Linked DNA regions of Homo sapiens: regions 1 and 2 are each linked to region 3. A link is a loop called in an ENCODE intact Hi-C map of the cell type or tissue named here. Cell type or tissue: PC-9. All regions are shown on one strand. Region 1 overlaps LRRN2-AS1 (LRRN2 antisense RNA 1). Region 2 overlaps LOC105371693 (a long non-coding RNA gene). Region 3 overlaps LRRN2 (leucine rich repeat neuronal 2).

The links. A loop is a pair of places that touch in the nucleus more often than their neighbours do. Peaks named below come from ENCODE experiments on the same cell type or tissue, not always from the same donor. Only the 100,000 strongest peaks of a DNase experiment are listed, where the experiment ranks them.
Region 1: it touches region 3 in a loop (2.8-fold over the local background); 3 of 110 quality-filtered maps call a loop at or near these places.
Region 2: it touches region 3 in a loop (10-fold over the local background); 2 of 110 quality-filtered maps call a loop at or near these places.

The regions. Positions count from the first base shown.
Region 1 is chr1:204,586,510-204,591,509 of GRCh38, reverse strand. The region is part of intron 5 of LRRN2-AS1 (LRRN2 antisense RNA 1); the gene reads right to left. Among named protein-coding and RNA genes, the nearest start is that of LRRN2-AS1, 25 kb to the right of the region's middle. In PC-9, no CTCF peak of the experiment used is centred here; a DNase peak (open chromatin) is centred at 2,489.
Region 2 is chr1:204,706,496-204,711,495 of GRCh38, reverse strand. It overlaps LOC105371693 (a long non-coding RNA gene), which reads left to right. Exons shown (of 2, transcript XR_922454.3): 2 at 1,987-2,617. It also overlaps the pseudogene RNA5SP75. Among named protein-coding and RNA genes, the nearest start is that of LRRN2, 23 kb to the right of the region's middle. RefSeq lists enhancers at 1-597, 598-1,567, 1,568-2,537. In PC-9, no CTCF peak of the experiment used is centred here; a DNase peak (open chromatin) is centred at 2,835; H3K27ac peaks cover 584 bases.
Region 3 is chr1:204,644,369-204,649,368 of GRCh38, reverse strand. The region is part of intron 1 of LRRN2 (leucine rich repeat neuronal 2); the gene reads left to right. Among named protein-coding and RNA genes, the nearest start is that of LRRN2, 39 kb to the left of the region's middle. RefSeq lists an enhancer at 1,199-1,869. In PC-9, no CTCF peak of the experiment used is centred here; DNase peaks (open chromatin) are centred at 1,678 and 2,078; H3K27ac peaks cover 1,717 bases.

The sequences.
Region 1 (5,000 bases), 58 kb after region 3:
GATTAGAAAATTGGAGATCAGCTTGTCCAAGGCCACAAATGGCAAAATAGAATCAGAATCAGAGCCTGACTCCAAAGCCAATGTGTTTTCTACCACATTTAACTGCTTCCTGGGGGCCCCAGCCATCTACCTCTTTACAATGAAGAAGAGTGGGAAAATCTCTTCTTCCCAAGGACAGAGAAAAAGTTGTTTTGTTCGTTTGTTTGAGATATAATTATAATTTATGTTCAGTAAGATGCACAGATTTTAAGTGTACCATTCAACACGTTTAGACAAATGTATACACCCATATAACCAACATCTAAATCAAGGTATGGAATACTTCCATCACCCTAGAAAATTTCCACCAGAGACCACCACTGTTTTAATTTCTACCACCAGATTTGTGTTGCCAGTTCTTGAATTTCATATAAATGGATTTAATGTATGAATGGTTTCTTTCCCTTAACATAATAAGGCAAGTAATATAGTTTGGATATTTGTCCCCACCCAAATCTCATGATGAATTATAATCCCCAATGCTGGAGGTGGGGCCTAGTGGGAAGTGTTTGGGTCATGGGGATGGATCCCTCACGGCTTGGTGAGTCCTCGAGATAGTGAGTGAGTTATCACGAGATCTAGTCATTTAAAAGTGTGTGTGGGCCAGGTGCAGTGGCTCACACCTGTAATCCCAGCACTTTGTGAGGCTGAGGCAGGTGGATTACCTGAGGTCAGGAATTTGAGACCAGCCTGGCCAACATATAGAAACCCTGTCTCTACTAAAAATACAAAAATTAGCTGGCATGGTGGTGTGCACCTGTAATCCCAGCTACTCGGGAGGCTGAGGCAGGAGAATTGCTTGAACTGGGGAGGCGGAGGTTGCAGTGAGCCGAGATTGTGCCACTGCACTCTAGAGCAAGACACTGTCTCAAAAAAATAAAATAAAATAAACTAATAAAATAAAAGTGTGTGGCACCTCCCCACCGACTCTCTTGGTCCTGCTTTTGCCATACATTGTGCCTGTTCCTCCTTTGCCTTCTGCCTTGATTGGAAGCCTTCTGAGGCCTCCCCAGAAGCAGATGCTGCCATGCTTCCTGTATAGCCTGCAGAAACATGAGCCAATTACACCTCCTTTCTTTGTAACTTACCCAGTCTCAGGCATTTCTTTATAGCAACGCAAGAATGCCCTAATACAACAAGATTTTAAAAAAGAGACTTTTCAAGTTGGGCACAGTGTCTCAGGCCTATAATCCCAGCACTTTGGGAGGCCAAGGCAGGTGGATCACTTGAGGTCAGGAGTTCGAGACCAGCCTGACCAATATAGTGAAACCCCATCTCTACTAAAAATACAAAAAACAATTATCTGGGAATGGTAGTGCATGCCTGTAATCCCAGCTACTCAGGAGGCTGAGGTGGGAGGATTGCTTGAACCTGGTAGGCAAAGGTTGCAGTGAGTCGAGATTGTGCCACTGCACGCCAGCCTGGGCAACAGAGCGAGACTCTGTCTCAAAAAAGAAAAGGGGGGGGGTATGGGGGGACTTTTCTAAGACGTTAAGGACAATTCCTCAGAAATATCCAAAAGTAATGAATTGACCTATCGCCAAGTTCCAGTTCAGTCCTGACCGCACTGAAAAAATGGTTAGATTGGTTGGCACTGCTAGGCCACCCAAAACCGTAGTTCCTTTTTTTTGCCCCACCTCTCTAAGGGGTAGGTGTTAACCACAGAAGCTCAGGGGTCAGACTGCCAACATTCTGGGTCTGAAGGCATCTGACCTTCCCGGGGCCTGTTCCCTTAAATCTTCTTAAGGTGCGAGCACTTGTGTACTTGTGTGTGCCAGCCATCTGCTGGCCTCCTGCACTGGGCCTCAGGAATCTCATTCCAGACTCCTGGGTAAGGAAAGCTCATTCCTCTCTGGCCTCAAGATTCCTCCCCTGCATGTCTGCCTGTCCTATATTTGCTTGGCCACACCTTCCTTATAACTCTAGGAAGCAGGAATCTAGACTGGTTCAGGGAGGCCCGACTTCTTCCTCAGAGTCCTAGGCCACCATCTTGGTCAAGGCTTTCTAGGAGCCTGGCAGGCTCTGAGGGGAACACCATCTTTTCCAGGGTCTTCTGGCTTCACATCAGCTTCTCTGTGAGTCAGCACCTTCTCCACACCTCTTGTACCTTTCAAAGCCTGTGTTCTCATTCTGGAGGCCCACCAAGTCCCTGCTTCCTGCATGAAAATTGCCTCTCTTCTCTTTTAAAGAGCAGGAACCACTGAGGCTGGGTGTGATGGCATGTGCCTGTAGTCGCAGCTACTTAGGGGGCTGAGGTGGGAGGATTACTTGAGCCTAGGAGATCGAGGCTGCAGAGAGGACCACTGTACTCCAGCCTGGGCTACAGAGTGAGACCCTGTCTCAAAAAAAAAAAAAAAAAAAAAAGCAGGGACAACTGAAATGCCCTGACTTGCTGAATGAATGAGCTCGCAGAACCAGCCCTGCAGCCCTGTGGATGGAGGTTATGCTCTCCAGGTGTCCCCAGGGAGGAGAATAACATTCCCCGAGGCTCCTCAATTATATTCTCACTGTCGGGGAAAATTCCTTTTAGACATTACAATTGGATAGCAACATTTCCTGACACAGGGTGACTGGAGGAGGCTGAGGAAATGCCCCAAAAGTCTGTAACAAGGCCCCGGATGTGGCCAGAGCCTGGACCAGATGCAGGAATGGGGGCAAGGGCCTTGGGGGTCCCCTGGGCAATCCAGTATCTTTCTCTAAAAAGGGCTGGAACTGAGCCGGAACTGCTGGAGACAATGGACTGAAGCTTTTTAATTGGTGTCCTGCACATCTCAGTGGTCATTACCTGCAGCCCAGGCTGTCTCTACCCCAGGCAGCTCGGTACTGTGGCACCCTGTGGCATCCTTCCAACATGCCCCTTGAGAAGGACCCAGGCTATTGATCCCCAGAAGGAAAGAGAGGCTGGGGCAGGTTACATGTCCCTGTTCCAGACTACATCAGTCAGTCGATCAACAACCATCAAGGAGCCCTTCAGAGACAAATGGTAATTTCATTCACTCTGGTCTTTAACTAGCTGTATTCTCTTACCATTTCCTAATTGCCTCTGTCTCTTTCTCTCTCATGCTGTCATTCAGTCAACGAAGATATACTGCATTTGAGAAGCAACCCAGTATTATAAAGAACATTAACACTGGAGCCAGATTGTCTGGGTTGGAACCCCAGCTTTTCCACTTACTAGCTGTGTGATCTCAAGCAAACTGGGCCTCAGATATCTTGTCCATAAACTGGCAATAATCAAATACTCACAGAGGTATTGAGAAGAACAGGGGAGCTAAATATGTAACCTGTTTAGAAGGGTTTCTGGCACGTGGTACAATAGATATTTTTGCTATTAAAATAATAATTATTACTATATGCAAAGCACAGTGCTAGATTCTGAAGATAAGACAGTGACCAACAAAGAAATTCCACCTGCTCTCATGGAACTTAACCCTTGAAGCTGCAGCGAAACTGCATCTTATGACTGTGATACATGGAAGGAAATGGAAGTACAGTGGCTGGGGGAGATATAATCAGGGCCTGAGCTGGACTGAGACACCAGGGAAGGCTCTCCCAAGGTAGTGATACTGAGTTGAGTTTCAAAGGATGGTGGGAGTTGACTGGAGAAGGGCACAGCAGGTGCAGTCTGGGGTAGGGAGGGGCCCGGCCATCTGGAACTGAAAGGCTAATGTGAGTGGAGTTTGCAGAGATCCTCAAAGTGCAGAGCGGAGAGGGCAGGAGATGAAGCAATGCAGGGGAGTCGGGAGTCGGGAGTCAGGAGGCCGTGGCTGGTACAGTCCACATAAAAGTAGACACAAAACCAAAGGCACAATCCATGACAGAGGTGACTGATAAGATGCACGTCATTCAAATGAAAAACTGCTTTGCAAAAGATGCTGTCAAGAGAGGAAGGAGACAAGCCACAGACTAGGAGAAATATTTGCCAAAGACATATCTGATCCAAAATATATAAAAAATTCTTAAAACTCAACCATAAGAAAACAAACACCCAATTAAAAACTGAGTCGAGGCCAGGTACAGTGGCTCACGCCTGTAATCCCAGCACTTTGGGAGGCCGAGGCGGGAGGATCACCTGAGGTCAGGGGTTCAAAACCAGCCTGGCCAACATGGCAAACCCCCGACTCTAATGAAGATACAAAAATTAGTGGGCATGGCGGCGTGTGCCTGTAATCCCAGCCACTCAGAAGGCTGAGGCAGGAGAATAGCTTGAACCCTGGAGGCGGAGGTTGCAGTGAGCGTAGATCGCTCCACTGCACTCCAGCCTGGGTGAGAGCGAGACTCTGTCTCAAAAAAATAAAAAAATAAATAAATAAATAAAAATAAAAAAAGAAAAAACTGAGCCAAACACCTTAACAGACATTTCACCAAAGAAGATGTACAAATGATAGATAATCATATGAAAAGATGCTCCACGTCACATGCCATTGGGGAAATGCAAATTAAAACAAAGTGATACCACTATATACATTAGAATGCCCCAAATCTGGAACACTGATAATACCAAATGTTAGTGAGGATGTGGAGCAACAGGAACTCTCATTCATTTCTGGTGGGGATGCAAAATGGTACAGCCACTTTGGAAGACAGTTTCATGGATTCTTACAAAACTAAACATACTTTCACCATATAATCTAGCAGTCGCACTCCTTGGTACTTACCCAAATGAGTGGAAAACTTATGTCCACAAAAAAACCCACACACAGATGTTTATAGCAGCTTTGTTCCTAGTTGCCAAAACTTGGAAGCAACCAAGGTGTCCTTCAGGAGGTGGAAGGATAAATAAACTGTGGTACATCCAGACAATGGAATATTATTCAGCGCTAAAAGGAAATGAGCAGCCAGGTGCTGTGGCATTCGCTTGTAATCCCAGCTACTTGGCTGGTTGAGGCAGGAGGATGGCTTGAGCCCAGAAGTTCAAGATCAGCCTGGGCAACATAGTGAGCAAGACCCCATCTCAAAAA
Region 2 (5,000 bases), 62 kb before region 3:
CGCTGAGGAGTGATAAGGAGAATCAAGAAACAGCAGCGCTGGAAGAGACTTTCGAGATCATTAGGTTCTGTCCCCACATTCTGCTGAGAAGACACAAAGAAGTTAGTGACATGGCCAAAGACACACAGCCTGCGGTGCAGGGCTGGACACGGCTCCACTGCACTCTGCAGCCACCTTGGCCTGCTCCGCCTCTTGGTGTGTGGCTGACAGCTGCTGGATTGATCCGGCCAGTCACCTTAGGAAAGTCACTGAATGCCCCAGAGCGTAGGTAAAGTTAGGAGAGGGGCTAACGGGATCTATGTTATGGCTCAGCAAAGGCTGCCCTTCTAGCAGCTCTTGGAATAGAGTGACGGATCTCACACTGTGGTTTGCATCAGTAACACCTGGAAGGCTATGAAAACGGAGCATTGAGTCGCACCCCAGAGTTTCTGAATCAGTGGGTGTATTGTTTATCTTTTTAACTTTCTATATGTATTACGATGTGTTGATGTTTAAACATCTTTCTGGCTGGAGACAGACTGCCCCTCCCTGGGCTAGCCATATTCTTAGAGACAGTGATGGGCTCAGTGGGAGCAGGCCTTTTATATGCAAACGAACCCACCCAGAGCCAGATCTCAGTCTGGCCCTTTTACCCCGGGAAGCAATCTTCCTCTGCCCTACTCATCCCAGGGCCAGGTACCAGGCAACTGGAGACCACCCCTGTAGTTTAAAGCCTGTTGACATTATCCAAACTAGCCAATTCTAAAATGTTCACTCCGCCCTGCTTTGCCTTTCTTGTGGAAAACCCAGTGAAGAGTAGCTCTCTCCTCACTCCTGCCCATCCTGCCTCTAGGCCACTCTGACACTTTTCCACACAAAAGTGCACAGGACAGGAGGTCGGTGCTGGAGCCTGAGAATTGGGATTTCTATTAAATAACAAGTTCCCTTGTGATGCTAATACTGCTGGTCTGGGGACCCTACTGTGAGAACTATTGGAATAGAGGAGTCAAAGGTAGCCGGGAAGATGTAGACACATTTGCATAGGGCGCCCAGGGAGCCCCTTGAAAGGAAAAGGATCAGGACGCTGATCTCTTATTTGCTCTAATTCAGCAGGTCCTGATGGACTGAGATGGTAATGACCTCAGACATCACCGGTGAGAATAGACAAAAGGGGCCCCAGGGGAGAATTCATCCTGAGGGCAACTGCAGACAGGGCTAAGCAAAGTGTGGCCCCTGGACCAGCAGCATCAACATCCTGTGGGAGTTGTTAGAAATGCAGATTATTAGGCCCCATCCAAGACCTACCGAATCAGAATGTCTGAGAGTGTGGGCCCCAGATCTGTGCTTGAAGAAGCTCTCTGGGTGATTCTCACACACAGTGAAATTTAGGAAGCGCCAGTATAGCCCAATCAGCTGCCTTCACACTGGAGCCTGCATTACCTTGATGGCAAAGTGGCCGGTTCTGGCACAGAGTGTGGCACAGAGTGTGGCTAGTGTGGCAGTGGCTAGAAACTCTCCCAGACCCAGCTACTTAGCTGGTGACCTGTGGGGACAGTAGCAAAACAGGTGAGTAAAAGCTCATTTGCACTGTATCAGAAACCCCAGAAGTGGCATAGCCATGAGCAGGTCTGCGCAGGCGTCTGATTGGCAAAGGCATAAAGGCCGCCATGGGGAAGCCCCTCTGGATTGTGTGAGACCAATGCAGAGCCATCATTCAGGAGGCAGTGATAGAAGCAGGGACTGGGCCGGCTCTGCAGTGATCTTTTTACTGGCCCATCACACTACACAAGCCCTAGGGCTTTTCCATCCATTGTCAGGGGCAAGCGCTGGGGAGGAAGAGAGGGTACTAAGAGATACTAGACTTTCTGCTTAGTTGGAAATGTGCTTGCTTAAAGGACTGATTTAAGTATTCAAAGATCTGTGACCTTCTTTGTATCCTCAGCTGATGAAATACATCGCTCCATTTATATTTCTGTAAATTTCATATTTTATTTGTGCTTCTAACAGAGAGAGTTGGTTAGTGGGACTTGCAGCGGAGAATTCTGACTCATGGTAGCCCGAAGATGAAGGCTAAGGAAGGAGGTCATTTGAAGCATATTGCATGGCCCAGGATCTTTAGTCTGCCCTGAAGGACTGTGGATTCCAAACAGCAGAAGATGGTTCCACTAAAGACTGCTTCAAGGGAGGGTCTGGGAGAGGAGTGAATGGGAAGATGCCCCTAAACACCTGGAGGTGATTCAGCCTCACCCTCCCCCAACATCTGGCACCTACCTCCCCTTCCCAAGCACCTCACACCTCTGCTGAGGCGGTTCCCTTGGTCTGGAATGCCACTCTCCACTCTGCCCAGATGACGAACACCTGTGCCTCTTTCAGGACTTGGCTTGGGATCTTTTCTCGGAAGATTTTCCAGACCTGTCCTGAGATAGTGTTTCCATTTCTCCCCATGCTCCCACTGGACCCTCTATGTATTTCCATCATAGCACATATACCTTCTGCTCCAGGATTGCAAATTCCCCAAGGCAAAGATGGCCTTGTCTTTCTTTTTAGACTCAGTACCTGGAATGGCAAATGAGATAGATACTACCCAGGTAGAGCTTATGATCAGGTGGGATTTTTATAAAGATATCTGAATAAGGAATTAAGCCTTCAGTGAGGAGCTTTAAATGCATGATATTTTACCAATTACACTACCAGGACTTTAGCACCTAATCTGCTTTAGAGTCACTCCTGCCTAGGGGAGCTCCCAATCTAATGAGGTAAACCCCATTCCCGCCCCTAGAGAGTTCCAGTCTGAGAGAGGTTGACACAGCCCTTGCCCTCAGCAAATTCCCAGAGTGATGCGTAAACATGAAGTATTAGTCATGACACTGTTTCCTGCCAGGTATTAGTTTCTTTTCATGCAGTGAGAAATGTGGCCCCTGAAATTCCAAGCCTAAATTGTCCTGCAGCTCACAGGCCAGAGACAGAGCTTTTTTTTTTTTTTTGAGATGGAGTCTTGCTGTGTCACCCAGGCTGGAGTGCAGTGGCACAATCTCGGCTCACTGCAAGCTCCGCCTCCCGGGTTCACGTCATTCTCGTGCCTCAGCCTCCCGAGTAGCTGGGACTACAGGCGCCCGCCACCACGCCTGGCTAATTTTTTGTATTTTTTAGTATAGACGGGGTTTCACCATGTTAGCCAGGATGGTCTCGATCTCCTGACCCCGTGATCCACCCATATCGGCCTCCCAAAGTACTGGGATTACAGGTGTGAGCCACCACGCCTGGCCAGAGAAAGAGCTTATATCCTAGCATCAAATCTCAGAGAAGGCACTGTCTGGCTTTGCGTGGGCCGGGTACCCATCCCTGTGAGCAGGTGGGGCTGAGTGGAAGAAAGGAGGCCAGGCTGGCTGGCCCTGCCAATCTGCACAGAATGGGTTTGCCATGGGACAGAGGTCTGGTACTGGGGAGGGGATTTGGAGGGGAGCACAGCAAGTTGTGCTTGACTGACAAAACTACTGCCCTGGGCTGCTGAGGAGGCTGGACACATAAACGCAGCGCAGAATGTAGACGGGGGCACGTACCACAGAAGCAAGCGCAGATCGATATTCCAGAGTGCACTTAAAAGCTGAGAGGAGTCCTGGTGTTTGAGGTCAGGTGGAGTTAAACAGGCAAAGCTCACAGTGCGAGAAGAATCTTGACCAGGAATTGCAAGAAAGAGTGCAACAAGTTTTGAGGTAGAAGAGGCTTGCCCTTGCAGATGCCTGGGGACAAGGATGGGGTTTGCTGAAGGAATACCCTGAGGAAGAAGAGTGCAATTTCTCAGAGGATGCTGGAAACCCCAGGCCCCACCCGTCCCACACACCTAGCCCAAGGCCCTTACCCCTCTGCTCCCAGTTACAGCATAGGATGCTTGCCCACCCACAGTGGTGGGGACCAGCTCTTGGGAACCTGCAGTCTTAGAAGAAAAACCTGCATAGCTTTACTCCTTCCAGAGGGAGAAACAGGGATGGGGGAGGGGGGGTTAAGTCCTATGGAAATTAGCAATAGTGCAGCGGGGACAGGAAGGAATTGAGAATTGAACGGGGGAGAGGGAGAGAGAGAGAGAGACACTAGAGCCATACCCCCCGGAACACACCTGACTTCCTTTGATCTGGGAAGCTAAGCAGGCCTGGGCCTGGTTAGTGCTTGAATGGGGGAGAGAGACAGAGGTTTTAGCCTGTGAAAGGAGCAGAGTATGGAATGGAGAAGAAAACAGGGGCAGCCCTCACTGTTGTCATGGCAACACAGACACATCCAACTGTGCCCATAAACTCCACTGTGTGTGAGTCTTTTCCTAAGCCAAAGCCCCAGGACAGAAAGGAACAAAGAGAGCCCCAGGTGGGGGGCTCACCCCCAGAGACCCTGCACCTTTCCTGGCTGGGCACTGCCAGGGGCAGGAGTAGGGGATTCCTTTCAGAGGTCGCCTCTCCCTTGGAGCAGACGGAGGAACGCTTCCCATGCCAAGTCTTTTGCTACAGAAAGGAATATAATGGTAGACACGTGGTTTGTGCATGAGGCATGGTTGGGGCCCTGGGGTCGGGGGAGAGATCTCCCATCAGGTGGGCACAGAGGGTGGCACAGCCCTGCTCACACATCCCCATGAAGCCCAGGAGCTCGCCACCAGGACCGTGCCACCAGGCGAGGCACAGCCTTGCTTCCTTCTCCCCAGGTTGGGGTGTGCTGGGCTCCAGATGGATTTTAGGAAGGCAGATTCCTCAGTTAGCTGGAGGAGGAGTCTCTGCCAAGCACCCGCAAAGCTGAGCTTCCCCCACCCTCCTCTTCTTATCTCTCTCCCTTTTCATTTTCTTGCCCCCACTTCCTCTGCTTATCTTCTTTCCGCTCTCGTTTTCTTTTCTACTCGCCTCGCCTCTTTCCCCGCTCACCCTGTCCTCCTTCCTCTTCCTCTTCCCCTCTCCGCTGTCTGTCTGTCTCTAGTTCCCTTGGTCTCTCTCCTCTATCCCCACCTGCCTTCTCTCTATTTAAATGGATACTGAAGCCAGAGG
Region 3 (5,000 bases):
TGAGCTGCGGATACAGAGATAAATAAGACCTATCCCTGCCCTCTAGGACCTCACAGTCTAGTGGTTTCTGAATGTGGGGCTGTTCAGCCCAGAGCGCCTGACCCTCAGCAGGTTGCTCTTAGGCGAGAACCAACCCTGCATCCTGAGCAGCAGCAGGTAAGGGAGTCAGCTGCAGCTCCTGGCTGCAGACTGGCCCTGTGCTCATTCACCTCTTTGAGTCGCCGCCACTGGTTGAAGAGTTTAGTTAGGAATCAGAAACCCTGAGTTCTTGTCCTGGCTTTGATGCTGATTTGCTCTGTGGCCTTCCACAAATCCCTTCACCTGGTGTACTTTCTGAAGCCAGGGTCTGGGCTTTGGTGCATCCACCTGACTTCTGATGACTCTGGCCTGACCTCATCCCAGCGCCACGCAGCTGCCTCTCCCTCCATGTGCCAGTGGAGGCAGCTCGGCTAGTGGAAAGGCCTCTGTTCTGGTCAGGAGCCATCTCTGTCTGGGCCTGCCACCACCACTGGGTAATCTCAGTTAGCTGTAAAGTGGGGAAGGTCACCACCTTAAGGGTTGGGGGCTGTGGTCTGAACAGCTCCACATTTCAAAACCACTAGACTGTGTGGTCCTGGAGGGCAGGGATGGGTCTTATTTATTTCTGTATCCCTAGCTCATGGCCTGGTTCTCAGCACACAGCTGCAGAGTATAAATGGATGAATGAATCAAACCAACCTAACCAAAAAGTAGGTTGGGTGGGGGGGCGAGGCTAGAAGACCAACTGTGTGGTAACAAGTCCATGCAGGTGAAGCCTCCCTTGAATAAAACTCTCAGGGCCATACAAGAGGACCTCATTGTTGGTATGCAGCGGTTGCTTCTTGGATACCATCCCTCAATTCAGTGGACATACGAACTGGAGGTGCTGCGGGGGAAGCAGTGGAAAGCACATGGAAGGAATTTCCTGGCTCTGGGCCTATTTTCTTGGGGTCCCTGGATTGGATTCTCTTTCAGGCTTCTTCCAACTCTTGACATGCTGGGATTTGGCATTGAGATGTACCCAGTAGTGAGGGCAGCCTTGGGAGAGGTTACAGCTTCTTCTGCACCCTGCCCAGGCCCTCTCTCACTGTGGGAAGGTGCAGTTGGCTGCACCTCTCTGACATTTTCCTCTTCACATTTTCCCCACTGTCTGTTTCCACACATGCTGCCAACCCCAGCCCATCCTGTTCCAACCCTGTGCTCTTTCCCTATGGTTTGGCCCATCTTGTCTTCAGTGGCTGTAGCTGGGCTCACCTTCCAAGTGTCCCTGAGTAAGTGGTGGAGGTGGGATTTGAACCTAAGTCTTTCTAATCCACAGTCTGTCAGAATATAGAAATGTATGTTCAATAGAAATATAATGCAAGCTGCATTAAAAAGGCAAAAAGAAACAGGTGAAGTTAATAACATATTCACCCAATATAGCAAAAATATTTCAAAATGCAATCAATAACAAATTCATGAATGAGATGTTTCACATTCTTTTTTCATATTAAATCTTTGAAAGCTGGTGTACATTTACATGTCCAGCACATCTCCATTTGGACTGGCCACATTGCAAATACCCAGTGGCCTCATGTGGGGCTGCCACCTTGGACAGCTCTGGTCTTTGTTCTTGATACTGCTCCTTCCTGCTGAGTCATAGAGTGACTCCGCATAAAAATCAGAGCCGTCCATCTGGGCTTTGCTTCTCTTTCACTTCCTACTGCTCTCAGGGACCAGCCCTTCTCCTTTGGGCTCTTTTGGAGTTGGTGCTCTCTCCCCTTCCCTCTTACCTTCTTACCTGCCCATCCTCCACCTCCTCTCCCCTCACTCCCTCTCTCCCTTTCCTTGTTGTCAGACAAGAAACCTTTAAATAGGTGAGACAAAGGTGACAAATGTTCCTCATTTACATTCAAGTTCTATCTGCTTTTTTGGCCCTGTTGAATGGCACCTCTATCAAAATATCTCATTTGGAAATGTCAGAGTGGCTTTTGATAAGTCATCAGTCACTCTGATGGTAGTAGCTGACAGATGTGGGTAACAGTGTGGTGGTATCTAATATACTGTGGAATGCATCTTTTGCAATTGTGTGGTATTTTATTTATTCAATGTGGCATGAAATCTCTATTGAAGGAAAGAAACTATTAACCCTGCCAGACCAGTCTCTTTAAGGCCTTCTTTTCTCCTTAACTTTCTAGCCTTTTTTTTTTTTTTTTAACCTCCTTGCTTCCTTTCCTGGAATCAGAATCTTGCAATCCCAGTCACTGCAGGCCAAGTTCTTGGGCACCCCCTTGCCTATTGCAGCAAAAGTCAAGCCAGCCACACTCGTGGAGGCTCTGCCATCCCTACAAGAAGTGGGTAAAAGCTTCTGGGTTGAGACGGAACCCTGGCTTGGAATCCAGTTGCTCTTTCCCCATGGCTGGGCTCATCTTGTCTTTGGTGGCTGTAGCTGGGCTCACCTGCCAAGTGTCCTTGAGCAAGTGGTGGAGGTGGGATTTGAACCTAAGTCTTTCTAATCCACAGTCTATGTTAGAATATAGAGATATATGTCCAATAGAAATATAATGCAAGCCCTATTAAAGAGGTCAAAAGAAACAGGTGAAATTAGTAACATATTAACCCAATATATCAAAAACATTATTTCAAAATGCAATCAATAACAAATTCATGAATGAGATATTTCACATTCTTTTTTCATATTGAATCTTTGAAAGCTGGTGGACATTGACTTGTCCAGCACATCTCAGTTTGGACTGGCCCATGAATCTTGCCTGAGTCCCAGCTCCCAGGTTCTCATGAAGGGAGAAAATCTAGCCTTGGCAGCCATTGTTCCCCGGATGTAACTTCTCCCTCCTCCCTGCCAGCTCCCCCAGCTCTCCCAGAGTCTGCCACTGTAGCTGCCATCCCTGAGGGGCTGCACTGCTCCTGGGTTGTAGTAACCCAGGTGCCTACTATCCCTGTTTCCCCATAATTTCAACTCAAACAAGAGTAGTTTTTTTGAAAAGAACGTTCACTAAAAACTAAACGAAAAATAACACACACACGCACACAGCCTACCCCAAGAAAGCATGGAAATAAATCCCAAGTTTTGTCAGGTCAAGTATTTCTGATCTAAAATACAGGCAGTCAGGTCCCTAATGAGATGGGCTGGTTCAGTCCAGGCAGCCTGGTCCACGCCCCTTCTCCCATTTCACCTGTGTCTGGAGTCCCCCCTCCCCATCTTTTCTCACCATGGAGGTCTTCCTCCCCTGCCACCACTTTTTCCTCCGGTCCCCCTCCCATTTTTTGGGGGTTGAGACTTTGGCCAGGTATTGCAAGTAGCCAAGCATGGTGGGATGACAGGTCTCTAAAGGCCCTGGGTTGTTACTGAGAGAAATCACTGTGCTAACATAGTGATATGGTTTGGCTCTCTCTCCCCACCCAAATATCACCTTGAATTGTAATCCCTATAATCCCCACATGTCAAGGGTGGGACCAAGTGGTGGTAATTGAATCATGGGCGTGGTTTCCCCCATGCCCTTCTCATGATAATAAATCTCATGAGATCTGATGGTTTTTATAAGCACCTGGCATTTCCCCTGCTTGCACTCACTCCGTCCTGCCGCCCTGTGAAGAAGGTTCTTGCTTTTCCTTCTGCCATGATTGTAAGTTTCCTGAGGCCTCCCCAGCCATGCAGAACTGTGAGTCAATTAAACCTCTTTTCTTTTCAGATTACCCAGTCTTGGGTATTTCTTCATAGCAGTGTGAGAATGGACTAATACACAGCCATTCTGAAGTTTCCTTATCAGTACATGGAGATGGTAATACCTGCCTCAGAGAGTTGCCATGATGATTCCGCATGCAATCACACATATGAGAAAGTGCCTTGTCGACCTAAACCCTACTGTGAAATCATTCTTTTACCCATGTCCAGACACGATGGAGGAAAGGCTGCCCAGTGCCACCTTAGCAACTGACCCAGCCCATTCTCCACCCATTCTTTAAGGAGAGATGCCAACACACACACAAGTTTTAGCATGAGCCTTTCCCTGTTCCTGTTTCCTTGGGGTGCTGTTTGTGATTTCTGCAGAAGGCAGCATCTTATAAAGAAAAGAACTGTTACTCTAGGGCCAGACCAACCTGGCTCCAATTTTAGCTCAGTGCAACTTATTGTATGCCTCTGGGCAAATAAGCCGCCTCAGTTTCCCCATCTGTATAATGATTTAAGTATACCAGTCACACAAGAGTTGGACCTATGACACTGTCAATGCTCATGACTGTGAATTCCCTTCTTCATCCCCACCCCATCCTCACCCTCTCCCTCTCTGTGCAGGTGTAAGGTGGAGAAAGTACTAGATAGCTGGCGAAAGCCCTCTGCCCTGCCCTGTGGCTTGGAGTAGATAGGTGTGGAATCCAGATGGGATGAGCCTATCAGTCCTCTAACCATCAACCTCCCACATACCTAGTCTACACACAGGCCTGCTCCAGCAGGACCCAAGCTAGCTACCCTTGGGGAGGGACTGCTACCTTTACAGGAAGCTTCTATTAAGAGGGTCCCACTGCTAGCCCTGGGAACCATGTTGTTTATTCTTTTACCCCAAGCTGCATTTATTGAGCACTGACCATGTGCAGACCCTATGCCAAGTGAGGGGATGCTAGGGATGAGGGAGGCCCAGCCAGCCCCTGCTCTTGAGAAGCTCAGTCTGGGGAGGCAGATGGACTTGCCATGGCTCATGCTAAACTAGGGTAGGTGTTGTGGGAGCAAGAGGAGAGAAGGAAGGTGTCACAAAGGAGATGACAACTGAGCTGGCACTTGGAGGATAATTATGAGCTCCCTAATAAGAGAATGGAAAGACATTCCAGAACAACAGGTTCAAAGACCTGAAATCACAAAAGAGAACAGCCAGCTCCTGTCCAGGGCAGGGGAAAAAGAAGAGGAGGAGAGGATCTGAAGAGGTGGGCAGGCATGGGGCTGTCGGGGGAGCTGCTAGGCCAGCCAAGGGGTCTACCCTTTGAGAAAGGAG